2 separate regions of the Homo sapiens genome follow, and region 2 is linked to region 1. Evidence: read pairs that join two places in POLR2A ChIA-PET (ENCODE). Cell type or tissue: Caco-2. All regions are shown on one strand.

Region 1 (4,000 bases):
GGCGCGATCTCGGCTCACTGCAACCTCTGCCTCTCGGGTTCAAGTGGTTCCCCTGCCTCAGCCTCCCAAGTAGCTGGGATTACAGGCGCCCACCACCACGTCTGGCTAATTTTTTGTATTTTTAGTAGAGACGGAGTTTCACCATGTTGACCATGGCTGGTCTCGAACTCCTGACCTCAGGCGATCCACCTCGGCCTCCCAAAGTGCTGGGATTACAGGCGTGAGCCAACGGGCCTGGCCAGTATTGATTCTTAATTTCTTTTTCTAATTATTTGCGGCATTTTAAAAAGTACTGGCTGGGTGTGGTGGCACACGCCTATAATCTCAGCACTTTGGGAGGCCCGAGGTGGGTGGATCACTTGAGCCCAGTGGTTCCAGACTAGCCTGGCCAACATGGTGAAACCCCATCTCTACTAAAAATACAAAAATTAGCTGGGCATGGTGGTGTGCACCTATAATCCCAGCTACTGGGGAGGCTGAGGCAGGAGAATTGCTTGAACCCGAAAGTCGGAGGTTGCAGTGAGCTGAGATCTTGGCATTGCACTCCAGCCTGGGCGACAGTGAGACTCTGTCTCAAAGAAAAAGAAAAAGATAAAGAAAAAGTGGGGAGGGGCTTCTCAAAGAAAAAGAAAAAGAAAAAGAGGGGAGGGGTGTCTCAAAGAAAAAGAAAAAGACAAAGAAAAAGAGGGGAGGAGAGGGGAGGGGAGGAGAGGAGAGGGGAGGGGAGGAGAGGAGAGGGGAGAGGAGGAGAGGGGAGGGGAGAGGAGGAGAGGGGAGAGGAGGAGAGGGGAGGGGAGGGGAGGAAGAACAAATGATATCTCTATATATTGACCTTGTATTCTGTAATTTTGCTAAACTCAGTAACTCTAGTAGCTTTTTAATACATTCACTTAGATTTTCTTCCTATGTTTACTATTATCTGCAAATAAGACAGCATTGCTTCTTTTTCTTTCCTTTTTCCTTTCTTTTTTTTTCTAACACAGAGAAGGGTAACCACAGCCATCAACAAATTGTTTCATACTTCAGAATTGCCTAAAGAGGCTGGGTGTGGTGGCTCACACCTATAATCCCAGCACTTTGGGAGGCTGAGGCAAGGGGATCCCTTGAGGCCAGGACTTTGAGACCAGCCTGGGCAACATAGTGAGGCGCTGTCTCTAGAAAAAAATTTAAAAATTAGCCAGGCGTGGTGGCATGAGCCTGTAGTCCCAGCTACTCAGAAGGTTGAGGTGGGAGGATTGCTTGTGCCCAGGAGTTTGAGTCTGTAGCGAGCTAAGATCCCACCACTGCACTCCAGCCAGGGTGACTGAATGAGACCCTGCCTCTAAAAAAAATAAAAACTCAAAACACAAAGAAATGACAAATATTTGAAGTGATGGATATCCAACCGCTGTAACTTGATTACTACATATTGTATACACCCCAAAATAAGTACAATTACCATGCATCGATTAAAAAAAAAACTCATTTCATGGTCTTAGTATAGAAAACTCCTAGAAATTCTTTTATTTTCTTTTTAAGACAGGGTCTCGCTCTGTTGCCCAGTCTAGAGTGCAGTGGTACAAACTTAGCTCACTGCAACCTCCTGGGTTTGAGTGATTCTCGGGCCTCAGCCCCCTGAGGAGCTGGGATTACAGGCACGTGGCACCACGCCCAGCTAATTTTTGTATTTTTAGTAGAGATGGGGTTTTGCCATGTTGGCCAGGCTGGTCTCGAACTCCTGGCTTCATGTGGTCTGCCTGCCTTGGCCTCCCAAGGTGCTGGGATTACAGGTGTGAACCACCATGCCCAACCCCTAAAATTTATTTAGGTGAAAAAGCACTTTCCTGTGACTGAGTGGTGGATTCAGCACATTCCACCATAACCATGAAGGGTAAACACAATCCAGATTGTATACGATTAGGAGAGTGCACAGCTTATCTTTTTTGTTCTTTTATTCATTCATTTCTTTTTTTAACTGTCCTTTTCCTGAAGAGCTTTCTGATCCCTAACAGCTTTGGGCACCAGCTTCCCATAGCAGTGTTTCTCACTAGAAGCAAACTTTGCTATATCAAAGTGGACCCATTGGAAGCATAGCTGCAACCATTGTCCACAATCTTATGGAAAAAATTCACAGTTTCTTTCTTTTTTTTTTTTTTTTGTTTGAGATGGAGTCTCGCTTTGTTGCCCAGGCTGAAGTGCAATGGTGCGATCTCAGCTCACTGTAGGCTCCGCGTCCTGGGTTCACGCCATTCTCCTGCCTCAGCCTCCCGAGTAGCTGAGACTACAGGCGCACACCACCACGCCCGGCTAATTTTTTGTATTTTTAGTAGAGACGGGGTTTCACTGTGTTAGCCAGGATGGTCTCAATCTCCTGACCTCGTGATCTGCCCGTCTCAGCCTCCCAAAGTCCTGGGATTACAGGCGTGAGCCACCGCGCCCGGCCAAAATTCACAATTTCTGGCACATACGCACTAACTCTGGTTAAAACATCCAGAGAGAGGACGTTCAGAGTGTCCATGTATTTGTGGAACTCCCCATCCCAGAACTTGGGCAGTTTGGAGAAAATGAAATTGTCAGTCACCTGACTCCAGAATGTGGAATCCAGCAACTCAGAAAGCAAATCCTTGGCCTCTTCCAACAATCCTTGCACACAGCTGTTGACTTCCTCTCCAGCAAGTCTGCACTACACAGCTTTCTCAGGCGGTTCTGTGGCAAGCTTCACTGTGTGCTGAATTCATTACAGCATCTGCTTTTTATCAGGATCTGTGGTCTCATTGAATTTTACTGAAAATGGCTTCAGGGCAGTGTGAACATTCCCTAGCAGCTGTGCCACCTGGGACTTCTTCTCCCTATACTCCTCAACAAGTAGTTCTTATCACCAATGTCCCTAATATTCATGCAATAAAGGACATCACATTTGAAGTCATCCTTCAACACTCTTCTCAAGATAATGAAAGAGATGTAGGACCTGGCGTGCCCTGTGTGACATGCACCTTAGATGGTCGGCCTGGACCATGTCACCTTTCTCCCACCTATAGGTACAAATGTGTCCTTGCTCCCAGTGAGGCTGTTGCAAAGGTGAAGCTTACATGGCTTGGCTGGGCTCAGTAGGAACGGACCACGGAGGCTGTACTCTCTGGCCTTTACCCTGCTCCCCAGAGGAAACAGCCATGGCTGGGAATCCCAGGCCCGTAGCCACGGCGACAGATACTTCCCCTTCTTCTTTTTCAATCTACTTACCTTTTATTTCTTTTTCTTGATTTATTACACAGGCTAGGACCTCCAGTACAATTCTGAATAGAAGTTGTGAGAATGGCTATCTTTACCCTTGTTCCCAATCTTAGAAGAAAGTATTCACCTTTCACCATTAGGTATGATGAGAGGTGTAATTACTTTTTAGGTGCCTTTTATCCGGGTGAGGAAGTTCCCTTCTACTCCTAGTGTGATAAGAGTTTTAAATGTGAATGAGGTTGAATTGTTAATATATATTTTTGGGGGGTTTTTTGCTTGCTTGTTTGAGACAGGGTCTTGCTCTGTCACTCGGGTTGGAGTACAGTGGTGCCTTCACAGCTCACTGCAGCCTTGATCTCTGGGGCTTATGCAATCCTCCCACCTCAGCCTCTTGAATAGGTGAGACTACAGTGCACACAACCACACCTGGCTGATTTATTTTTTCAGTAGAGATGAGGCCTCCCTTTATTGCCCAGGCTGGTCACAAACTCCTGAGCTCAGGCAATCCTCCTGCCTGAAGTGCTGGGATTACAGTTATGAGCCACCTGGCCTGGCTGAGTGTTGAGTTGTGTCACATAATATTTCTGGTTTTTTTGGTTTTTTTTTTTGAGACACAGTCTTGCTCTGTCGCCCAGGCTGGAATGCAGTGGCGTGATCTCGGCTAACTGCAACTTATACCTCCCAGGTTCAAGCAATTCTCCTGCCTCAGCCTCCCAAAATAGCTGGGATTACAGGCACCTGCCACCATGCCCAGCTAATTTTTTGTATTTTTAGTAGAGACGGGTTTCAC
Region 2 (4,000 bases), 130 kb before region 1:
CAATCCTCCCACCTCAGTCTCCCAAGTATCGAGGACCACGGGCGAACACCACCATGCCCAGCTTATTTTTTTTTTTTTAGAGATAGGGTCTCATTATGTTGCCCAGGTTAGCCTTGAACTCTTGGGCTCAAGCGATCCTTCCACCTCAGCCTCCTAAAGTGCTGGGATTACAGGTGTACACCACTGCACCTGGCTCATTTTCTGATTTTAAGGCAGCTTTTTGTAAAGTATTGATCTAATCTCAAATCTGAGGGGGGATGTGATAATAAGAAAACCTAACAGTTGTATGTATTTGCTTTCACATTCACTGTTAGAATATATTTGTTTATATCTTTTGTTTATGCCAAACAATTTGCCCAAGATCACACAGTTAGAAATTGACTGAGTTGAACCTTAAACTCTGTTCTTCCGACTCAGATGTCAGTACTTTCCACAACCGTAAAATTATCTTTCACTATCTGTTCTTCCTCATTTTTCAAGTGTAATTCAAGATCTGAAAAATTTGCGTCTAGAAGTTTAGCTGCAACTTTGGAGAAAAGAACATATTGTTTAAGAGGCAAAATCTCTCCCATATGCAAAAATTTATTTTGTGCAAAAGTAGCCATGTTTTTCCCAAATGTTGTCTTCCCCGACCCCCGCGAGGCACAAATTAAATTAATGCCTGTGAGACTTTCCAAATAGCTCCTCTATAAACTGTGAAGCCCCTCTGGAAAGTTATTCAGTGAGTACCTAGAAGAGCCTGTTGGGAGCTACACCAAAAGCAGGAATATTCAGAGGTTAGTGCTCCATCCCTGGAGGCTCATGGATGAGGTATGACCCACACAGGGAATAATCTGGAGAGTTAACTGCAGTGGATAGGGAGAGATCCACAGCAAGTACTTGAACATTCTGTACTGATATTGCACATCTGTATGGCCCATTCTTTATTGGTCCGACATATATATAGGCCTTAGGCATTGTCACAGAGTGGTCCTTTATGCGGCTAGTGATGATAACAGCTGCAGTTGTTTCATGTGTCCAGTGCATGCATAGTTTGTTCCAAACCCTTCCTCCCAGCCTGGCTCCACTTTTTAGTGATAAATGATACCAGTATCATGAAACACATGTCACTACTCTCTGCTTTCAAGGACAAATTTTGTGTTTGGTTTTTCTCCCCCATAGGGAAGAAACATAAAACATAATGTCAATACAGATCCTTTATCTTTATTACTAAAGCACAGTAAACTAAGGTGCATATTTAATTTAACACATTCTGATGTAGCTCACTGTGGGCCCTCAATGAATAGTTTGTGAACATTTTCTACTATTGCCTTTGAAAAGGTTGTACAACTTAGCTTGAACAATTTGGCTTATTTGTTTACTAATTTGTAGAAGAAGGAATTTACAGTGTTAGATTGTGAAAAGTAGAATGTTTTAATAATGTATTAATAATTTCATTGCTAGCATGGCTCTGCTGTCTTCAGATTATTTTCCTACTCAGTTCTAGCACCTCTGGCCTCCTAGTTACTTGCCCAATTTTGACATGCAGGAATGACTGTGTAAGGCTCGTAGAAACTTGGCATGTATTCTTTCTTTGGCATCATTTAATATATTTAAACCCAGCAGTGTATCTAGAGGCAGCCAATGTTTCACCACCGGGTTTTATATATATTAAATGACACATTCCAGCAGAAGACCAGAATCTAGCCTGGCTGGATTCCTGCTGGATTTCGCAATTTTCTCTGGAATGTCTGGGCAACCCATTTTGGCACTGTCCTCGGGGGTCGGGTCGGGGGAGGTCCTCTTCTTCCCTTTCTCCCATGACAAAACTCACCTCCTCTTTATGTCTTTGTGGTCTATTAGTCTAATCAACTTGTTGACTGTTATTATTTTCTCTGTTTTGTGAGTTGATTTTTTTTCTTAATTTTGTACTTCCCCTTTAGGAATATATTTTAAATTTAGAATCAGTCAGGATTTTACTTACAGTAATTGAAGAAATTGGCTTTCCAATTTTTAGATGAGTGCATGCAAACTGAAATCAAAATTTATTGCTATTAGTGAAAATCAAATGATATCAGTTTACAAAATATAAACAGGGAAAATATTCACTAATGTAAACTGCAAATGATGATCCATTATTTGTCACTCAGTAACATAGGGAGGAAAAAGCTAGCTTCCATTTTTACCTAAAAAAAAATAACAAAATTTAGCAGAATACATCTAGACCAAAGTAATTCAAGTTTTGAGAGAATTGGTCTTCCTAGATCAGCAATAAAGAAGGAATTGATGACATAATAACTTCACTTGCCAATAGCCATAAGAAAGTAGGAATTATTCAATATGGTGTTCAAGCCAAGAATTTTTTATTTGGGGAAAATATAAGTTAAATTATCTTTTCCTATCTTATACCAGAAACGCCTAGGTAGATCAAATAGTTAATATGTAAATGTCAGTCCATAAATAGAGAAAATAAAGTTGCATATCTATCAGGTTCTATTCACCAAACAGAATCTCCCTCCCTCAATGGGGAATAATTAATTTCCTAAGTTAAAGAGCAATTTTAGAAATTCTGCTGGGTGCACTGGCTCATGCCTTTAGTACAAACACTTTGGGAGGCCTAGGCAAGAGAACAGCTTGAGCCCAGGAGTTCGAGACCAGCCTGGGCAACATGGCAAAATTCAGTCTCTACAAAAAAAAAAAAAAAAAAAAGATATTTAATTAGTCAGGTGTGGTAGCATGCACCTGTAGTCTCAGCTACTCAGGAGGCTGAGGTGAGAGGATCACTTGAGCCCAGGATGTTGAGGCCATAGGGAGCTGAGATTGCACCACTGCTCTCCAGCCTGGGTGACAGAGTGAGCCCTTGTCTCAAAAAAAAAAAAAAAAAAAAAAAAAAAACCTCAAAGGAAAAGGAAAGTAGCAGTAGATTTAATTACATTGGAAAAAATTGCAACAATTATGATAAATGTGTAAAAATCTTTACTAAGTGAAAATCTCATATATATAACAAAAAAGCCCTAAAGGTCCAAACAAATCAATGGGGAAAAAATATCAATAGATAATTATTTTTAAAAAGTGCTGGGTGAGGTGGCTCAAGCCTGTAATCCCAGCACTTTGGGAGGTCAAGGTGGGCAGATCACCTGAGGTCAGGAGTAGTGTGGTGGTGGGCACCTGTAATCCCAGCTACTAGGGAGGCTGAGGTAGGAGAATCACTTGAACCTGGGAGGTGGAAGTTGCAGTGAGCTGAGATCCACCACTGCACTCCAACCTGGCTGACAGAGTGAGAGACTCCATCTCAAAAAAAAAAAAAAGAAAAAGAAAAAAACAAAAATAACTAATAGGCAAAAAAATACATTTAACCTCAATTGTTTGCAAATTCATGCAATACAAATATCATTTTGCCAAATTCAAATAGTGCACATTACTTAAAATTGATTTTAATAAGCAATTCTGCAGTAAGATGAATTTCTGCTCACTATGGTGAGTACATACATTTTTAACTTTCTGGAACCAGTTCAGTCATGTATACCAGTAATCTGAAAAGTGGTGATATCTTTTGACATACGGGTACCATGAGGCTGACTGTATTTCTGTGATGCTGTTCACCATGATGTTTGATTCTCCTGGTTGATTAGATTTACTGTTTTTCTCTTTTAGGGAAGGATACTGCAAGTGCAGTGCCATGTGCTTCATTCGGCCTCACATCAGGTGGCACAACGTACCTGACAGTGGCAGCCTTAGCAGTGCTGAGCTGAGTAACACAGAGTAAACCACTCAGCCTTTAAATCTATGATATAAGCCTTTATATCATTTTTAATATGTGAAATAATCAAAGTCAGATTTTACAATTACCTTAGAAAGAAACTGCAAACATAAGTTCTATTTGTAAAATATTGGAGGGAGGGTATTTTCTAATATATGTTGTAAAAAAATGTTTAAATGGTGAGCATGTAGTTGGTTATATAAGCTTTTTGAATACTTCAACTTACAAAGTGATTGATTCAAACTTGGTACAATTAGAACG

Evidence for each region. Peaks named below come from ENCODE experiments on the same cell type or tissue, not always from the same donor. Only the 100,000 strongest peaks of a DNase experiment are listed, where the experiment ranks them.
Region 2: POLR2A ChIA-PET joins it to region 1 with 5 read pairs; 4 of 35 experiments call an interaction of 5 or more read pairs at or near these places.

Annotation. Positions count from the first base shown.
Region 1 is chr15:68,748,652-68,752,651 of GRCh38, reverse strand. It overlaps the pseudogene CARS1P1. Among named protein-coding and RNA genes, the nearest start is that of MIR4312, 51 kb to the left of the region's middle. In Caco-2, no CTCF peak of the experiment used is centred here; no DNase peak of the experiment used is centred here.
Region 2 is chr15:68,882,920-68,886,919 of GRCh38, reverse strand. No RefSeq gene overlaps it. Among named protein-coding and RNA genes, the nearest start is that of SPESP1, 46 kb to the left of the region's middle. In Caco-2, no CTCF peak of the experiment used is centred here; a DNase peak (open chromatin) is centred at 1,729.